Linked DNA regions of Homo sapiens: all the other regions are linked to region 3. Evidence: read pairs that join two places in POLR2A ChIA-PET (ENCODE). Cell type or tissue: MCF 10A. All regions are shown on one strand.

Region 1 (2,500 bases), 52 kb after region 3:
AGAGTCCTGGGGAGGTAGGAATCATGTATGATTTTGAATTAACATTGAGTCTGTAGCACAATTAGTACTTGAGCACCCAATTAAAAATAACAGCCTCCATCATTCTTTTTTTAATAGTTTTCTTTTTTCTTTTTTATAATCTTTTATTCTTTTTTCATAGCAGTTATAATCACTTGCCATATATGTGTGTATGTATATGGCAATAATATATATGTATTTATTTCCTTTGTTACATTGAAAGCTTCATAAGGGCAGAGAATTTGTCACTGATTTATTTTTTCCCAGCACCAAAAACAGTACCTGGCACTTGATGGTCATTTCATAAGTAGTTTTTGCATATGTAGCATTTAATAAATATTTGTTCAAAGAATAAATATATTTTGTGTAATAATAATAACAGCCACCCTCACCAGCAATATGATGGTACTTAATTAGCCCACCTAGCTTTATGCAATTGTATGTCTATATTTTCCATAAATTTATTATGTAAAGTTATAATAATTACTACCAAATTTATCAAAATAACTACATTAATATACAAAATTCAACCTTTACTATAGTCAGTAGTCAAGGTAACTTGTTTATCTGCTCATATACCCTTAAAATAATTTATGAATCCATTGCCCCAGAAGAGGAAAATCAAATAATGATGAACATCCAATCCATGATTGCAGTTAGATCTGTTAAGGAATTATTATCTGTCTCCTCCAGGGTAAGTGTTCTTTTGATCAGCCCTGCTACATTTCCCTTCGAAGAGGTCTTATGAATATTCACTGCCACTGATATGAATGGAAATGCTCATTTTCCTCAAAAAGGAAGGCAGGTTGGCAAATAACAAAATTGGCCATAGTAAGGATGGACTGAAGAGGGTGGAGGATGGACTAAGAGGGTGAAGGATGGTGGTTGGAAAGGCAGATGTCTAGGACTTGAAATCCTCACAGGACTGCCTTTATGTCTTGTACTGCAATCAGGCAGGCAAAAGAGTGGCTTGGGATGATGCTCCCAGCTTCCCAGTTTCTCCAAATCCTTACCTCTGCGGCTTCCTTCTGCAGTGGCCTAAGAAATCTAGGTTACTTGTGCCACCTGCTGCCCAGATTGTGGATGACTTGCTGACATGCATACACACCTCTTGGGATTTTGTTTGTTTGTTTGCTTCAAGCAATTTTTACCCAGCTCACTCCTTATCCATGGCTTTCTGACTTTCTTGTTTTCTTTTTTTTGTTGTTGTTCTTTACAGAGATAATCAAGGTAAACTGACTTTCTCCTCCTCTTGTCCTTGGAGCACACCTTCTGAGCTATGAATATACGTGAAAGCATGGTCTGGGAGGGTGCTTTGGAAAAAACTGGGGCTCACAGCTTCCACATGCTGTTCTCATTTCTGACCATGTTTTAACCTCTTGTTTCCATTCAATGCACTAATGGCCTTGGGTAGGCCCTGCTGGAACAAAGATGAATGAGACGTGATTCTGCTCCCCAAGGAGCTCATAGACTACTGGGAAGGGGGAGTGTAGATACATAAACAAATAATTAAAATTCAATGTTATGATAGGGACAATACAGACACAGAGGGAGATGTAAAGTCCACTGATGGGAACCAGCAGAGCTTTGGAGAGGAGATGCTGCTTACCTACTCTCTGAGGGATGGGCTGGGGTTCAGAAGGTGGAAAGGAGGACTGGCGTTTTAGGGAGGTGGAATGGCATTTGCAAAAGTAGCGGGGAAACAGCCTATTTGGGGAGTAGTGAGAAGTAATTTGGTAACCACTGTTAACATTTTCTCATAGGTCCTTCCAGGCTTTCTGACATGCATTTTCCTGTGTATATTTGTGAATGGATGAGTGTGTGTGTGTGTGTGTGTGTGTGTGTGTCTGTGACTTGCCTTCATTTCACTAAACATTGTATGTTAGAAGTCTCTCCGTGTCAGTAAAGAAAAGCTCCTTCATTTTTTAAAACTTCTGTAGTGTTCTATTGTGTTGATCTATTATAGTCCCTCTTTAATAGACCGTTTAGGTAGTTTCCAGTTTTTCACCTCCTATGTGTATCTTCGTGAACCAATGTCTAGAGAGGAAGTTGCTGAGTTAAAGGGTACCTACATTTAAATATTGACTGCTATTACTTAATGACCTCCAAAAAGGCTTTACCAATGTATACTCTTCATGGAGTGGCTAAAGTATGTCATGGCCTAGTAAGTCTTTCACATTTTCCCCTTTCTGCCTTAATCCATGGCATAATTTTCCTCTCCCGAAAATAATGATCCTGACAGCAATCCTACATGTATGGAATGAGTTGCCCCCATTTTACAGATGACAAAAAACGGAGGATCAGAGGAGTTGGGTCTTATCCACAGTGCCCCAGGGAGTCAGAACCAGAACTAGAACTCGGGCCTTCAGAATCCTAAAGCTTTTTCTACTATGTTGCTAGGCAACACTTCTCCCTTTTGATTCTTGTGCCAATGCTACTTGTTGCCATGGTACTGCTGGGACAAGGAGCAATAAGTTGTAAT
Region 2 (2,500 bases), 55 kb before region 3:
TGGCCACTAATTTAAACATCTTAAAACACTATGAGTGCTGAACAAAACACATCTGCAAGCCAGATGCAGCCAGGGGGTAGACAGTTTTCAACCTCTGCCTGAAAGTATCTACGTATTTTTTAAATGGCTAATTTGGCTCACTTTTATTTCAGAAAGATGGGAAGAGGCAGAGTAATGGCAGGGAATGGAGATAAAAAACAAAACAGTCAAGTAGTTGCTATTAAGAAAGTATTTCTAACATACTTGTGAAGACAATGGTAGCTGTTTGTATCAAATTCTAAGGAAATTGTTTATATTTATTTAGCTATACAAGGCACAAAACTTGGAGAGGGAGAATTTCTCAGGTCTAGAGTAAATAATAACTCAGTGCATTGCCCACAATTTACTGTCAATGAACCTCTAAGAACTTCTGTCAGGTATTGTTTACCATAACGATTTTAAACAATAGTGACCATTGAAATAATGGCTCTTCTTTGCCAGGTGCTGTCCAGGCATTTGGCACCCAGGGTCACCAATGTGGGTCATACATCCACTGGACAAGATTCCAATAAAGGCCAATGTGACAAACCTTTTTCCAAAACAAAAAACAAAACAACAAAGGACATAGACTCAACATCATAAAATTGTGCTCCAGCATTTTTTTCAAAGACAAAACAATAATAAACATACTTGTGCTAATAATAATATCTGGACATAATGTGCAATTCAAAAAGCACTTTTCTTATATACCATCTCCCTTTCATCACAGCCTGCATTTTAGACTTTATATCTGTTCCAAAGTCTTCTTATAATTATTATTAACAATAATACTTTGACAAACAAAAACAATGTTAACAGATAATAAATATTTGGTGCTTTCTACACGCCAGTCACGGTGCTAAGCACATCTTCATTCCACTCTCACAAGAACCTTATAAAGGTTATTCTAATGATTACAATCCCATTTTACAGATGAGAAAATGGAGGCTAAGGGAGCTTGGTGGGTTTGTCTTAAGTCACAACGCTAGACAGACAGGGAGCTGATGTTCTGAAGCAGGTGGGCCTCCAAAGCCTGAGACCAGTGTGCCGAATGCCCTTTGAAGCAGGCGTCTTAGAGGCCAGCCACACTTTAAGCCCATCTCAGTTTGCTGCTGGCAAATGTACCTAGGGTGTGGCTAACGTCCCCCTTCTCCTCCTCCCACATCCACTTTCCCCATTTGGTCAGAAGCCATTTTAAAATTTTTATTTTTCCCAGTCAAAAACAGTATGAGTCAGTTGAAGCTCAGCCAGCCTGGCCCTAGAGAGCCCTGGAGGCCTGGTGAGTTGCCCTAGGGAACTGGGCTTCCCCTGCTGCCAAGGCCCCTGCCCAGCTGGCTGGAATCTAGGTAGGGTTTTCACATCACTGCAATCTCAATGAGGTCTGGGAAGTCATAACAACCCTGTGAAGTCACCAAGGTACCAAAGTGAGGGGTAGGGGAAAAGGGAGGTGCCTTCAGATCAGCGGGGGAGAAAATATGTATTTAGCCAAGAGCTATGATGTATCTACTATTCAAAGCTCCATGTTAGACCCCTGAGAGAGGGAGATATAGCAGGGGGATAAATAACACAAATAAAAACATCATGCATGAAAAAAGCACACATCCACACACACATGCACACATACCAACTGCACCATGAAGCAGCTTCTCTTAAGGCAATGACCTCAGGCTCTCCCTCAGCCTTCCGTAGGGCCATGGGCCCTGACTGTACAAAGTATTGCTCTGCCACAGAAACCACAGTCCAGGGCAGACGGACCATCATGACCTGCCATGGGCAGTCATCCTCAGAGTGTGTGCAGATCAAGAGGACCAGGAGAAGGGCAGCTGGCTCTGCCCTGAGAGACAAAGGGGGCCCCTTTCCTTGAAGAAGGACAACAAAGGGGTTGTAAGGTAGAGAAAAGGGCAAAGGGAGTGGGCAGAAGGAACAGACCTTAACAAGGCACAGATGTTTCCTCAGCACAGCTGGTTCTGATGCAGAACCATGGAAGTGAGGGTGACGGCCAAACCCCATGCACGCACTCAGTGAGCTCCAGAAAGGGGGAGGCCTGGGCTGGCTCTTTTATGGTCCTAGCCCACCCTCCTGTGATGCAAAAGGCAAGAAGCAGCTGTGGGCAAGTGGGCAGTCCCACATGCTCTCGGTCAACTCCAGGCTGCGCACCTGCCTAGAGTCCTAGGTACTCCTGCCATCCTGGGGCTCAAAAGGGCTGCCCAGTGAGGGAACAAACATTCATTAATCAAATAACCACACAAACCGAGGTCATGACCTCCATGACAAGTGCTGGAAAAGGACAGACTGCAAGGACTTGGAGCAGAGGGAACGGTGGCGTATAGAAGGGTCAGAGCGTAAACCCACAGTCCAGCATCTGGGATAAACTCCTGCTCTGTCACCTACTCAATGGGTCGAGGCCTCAGTTTCCTCACACAGTGTCTTTGGGACAATGATGACACTTACCTCAGCCAACATCTACCAAGCCCCTAATACA
Region 3 (2,500 bases):
GCCAGGAAAGAAGTGAGTAGAAGCAGATCTGGAGGGACTAGGAGGGCAGGTGAGTCTGACTTTATTCAAAGTGCTTTGGAAGCCTTTAGAGGGCTCAAGTGAGGGGGAACCTAATCCGACTTACACTTGGAAGAAGCATGGGGTGGACAGTGACCTTCTCAGCTGTTTTCTGAAGAAATGATTGGAGAGAAAGTGGGTAAACGTGTGGGTTTGCCTTTCTCTTCCAAATCTTCCCAATATAATGTTTTTCTAATTAAGACTAATATTCTTCCTTGCAATCAAAAGGGTGAGAGTTACATTCTGCACCACTCAACAGCCATGCTTCAGAGAGGGGTCTTGGGTACTGGCAGTGAGCGATATCAACAATGCAACAACAACAGTAAAGCTTACGGAGCATGACTATGTGTACTCAATATGAGTACTTATGTGCATTAGATGTTTTAGTGCACAAGAGCCTTATATAGGGTGTATTGCCACCTTTATTTTACAGAGAAGGACAAAGAGGTGAATTAACTTGTCCAAGGTCACAGAGCAGCTAAGACAAAAATGAATGAAGAAACGATTTCCAAATAAATATAGTCAGTCTTTGATTGGTTTTTCGTCCTGTCTTCCACATTCATTGTGAAAAATGCAAACTGTACAAAACTGCATAAAGTAGAAAGTTAAAGCTCCCTGTAACCCTGCCCCTAAGGTGAGAGTTTGAACTTGCGCTCCGTGGTTTTTCCCCCAGCAGAGCTAGAATACTTCCTATAGGCAACCTGAAAAGCTCTCAGGTATCTGACTTCTACAAAGGGGCTGGTCCTCTCTTAAGCCAGTTTAGAAACAGAAGAATATAAAGCCACTTTCTTACCATTTCTGCTATAGAAAGTGAACGCCAAACCATTCTGGCTACAAAGAGAGTCACACCCATTTGGAGTGAAAGCTTTCATGAGTTTACATCACTGCTTAGAAGGACAGGCCAAAAAATACAGCAGGAGGACAATGAGAGTTTACCTTCATCCACGAACAATAAAACGAGAACAATGTAGAAGAGAAATCTGGTTGTTCATTTCTCCTCATTTTTATGTCTCATAAGAGAAATCATTTGGGTTTTCTCTGTAAAAAAACAAAACAAAACCAAAAACCCTAGTTTTAGCAGCAAAACTAATCACAACAAAACGATATTCTGGTGTCATTTTATAAATTCTGAATAAAAGCTGGAGGTATTCAAATTTCTAAACCCTGCAGCACAAAAGGCAGCTTTCCAAACAGGACTAGGCCACGCTAACTGTTGAATAGGAAAACTAATTAGCATCCTGTGTGAACTATCTTGTCTTTTTTTAGGACCGGAAATCAAATGGGAAGGGTTCCCTCCTGTTCCAAGTGAGTTCCAGAAGAATTACTCACGCTCCTTAACCTATGAGTCAGAAAGGAGTCTAGGAGAGTGTTTCCAAAACAGGCTGACAATAAGATAAACAAAGCAATTGATCTGTGGCAGTCAGGAGATCAGGGCTGCCACTGGTCAAAGTGAGGGATCAGGTCTAGAGTGTAAGATGGTAAACCTGGGATCGGCTGAGTCTCCCTGGAGAAGCCGTGCCAGAGCTCTGCAGACCAACCAGCCCCGAGCCATTTCCCGAAAGTCAATGTCCACAGGGAGGTTTGGTTCAGAACCTTTATTCAATTTCATTGATTTAGTGTATGGAATTGTAGCATCTTTCCCCCCGTATAACTCAAGGGACTTGTCTGCCATCACACTGCACTGCCTAGCCTGGCTCTCTAAATGCTTTGGCTATCCATGCGTTTGGACGTCCCACAACACAGGATATTAATCATTTCAGGACTCTGGGCCTGTTCCCAGTGTCCATGTTCGCCACTGTTGAGCTGCAGCCAGAAAAGCAGTTCCCAAATGACAGAGACGTTCCTAAACTTAAATACAAAGTAATCAAAATTCAGTTTAGGAGATAACCCAGCATCAAGCAGATACTCTCCTGGGAAGGTAGAGGATAAACTTCCTCATTGCTCCTTCTAGGGAAGAGTCTGAAGCCAGGGCTCAGCTCTGTCTGCGGCTGCTACAGGCCTACAGGCATCTCCTAACGGAGGATTTAGGGGTGTGCACGAGGCCTCATGAGGACACTGCCCCGCTAGCCTGATCCTTCCTTCCAAGAGAAAACCGCAGTGTGGATGTGCCGAGGTCGGCCCTGCCATGGAGGAAGAGCGGAAGCTGACTGGTGTTTTTCTCGATCCGCCATTAGACCTATTCGTGTACAGAGGCCAGGCTGAGGTGAGGGTGGGGTGGAGGAGGAACAGTGTCCTAAACAAGAATCCTGTCTCATCTGCTTGCCCTGACTTGCCCCTCTGTCCATCTGTCACGCAGTAGTCAGTCATCTTTCTAAACGCAGCTCTCAGATCACCTCCTCTCCTGAAAGCCTTTGAGGGAACCCTCCCTGAATACACACCTACAGAAATTCCAAAATTCTTCATAGGCCATCCAAGGCCCTTCACTCCTTGACTTTCTGCCTAA

Evidence for each region. ChIA-PET counts read pairs that join two places held together with the same protein. Peaks named below come from ENCODE experiments on the same cell type or tissue, not always from the same donor. Only the 100,000 strongest peaks of a DNase experiment are listed, where the experiment ranks them.
Region 1: POLR2A ChIA-PET joins it to region 3 with 11 read pairs; 9 of 35 experiments call an interaction of 5 or more read pairs at or near these places.
Region 2: POLR2A ChIA-PET joins it to region 3 with 14 read pairs; 10 of 35 experiments call an interaction of 5 or more read pairs at or near these places.

Annotation. Positions count from the first base shown.
Region 1 is chr11:13,209,118-13,211,617 of GRCh38, reverse strand. No RefSeq gene overlaps it. Among named protein-coding and RNA genes, the nearest start is that of BMAL1, 67 kb to the left of the region's middle. In MCF 10A, a CTCF peak has its summit at 1,069 (motif pointing left); a DNase peak (open chromatin) is centred at 1,077.
Region 2 is chr11:13,315,455-13,317,954 of GRCh38, reverse strand. The region is part of intron 2 of BMAL1 (basic helix-loop-helix ARNT like 1); the gene reads right to left. Among named protein-coding and RNA genes, the nearest start is that of BMAL1, 39 kb to the right of the region's middle. In MCF 10A, no CTCF peak of the experiment used is centred here; a DNase peak (open chromatin) is centred at 1,214.
Region 3 is chr11:13,260,719-13,263,218 of GRCh38, reverse strand. No RefSeq gene overlaps it. Among named protein-coding and RNA genes, the nearest start is that of BMAL1, 16 kb to the left of the region's middle. RefSeq lists an enhancer at 1,023-2,222. In MCF 10A, no CTCF peak of the experiment used is centred here; DNase peaks (open chromatin) are centred at 1,378, 1,808 and 2,398.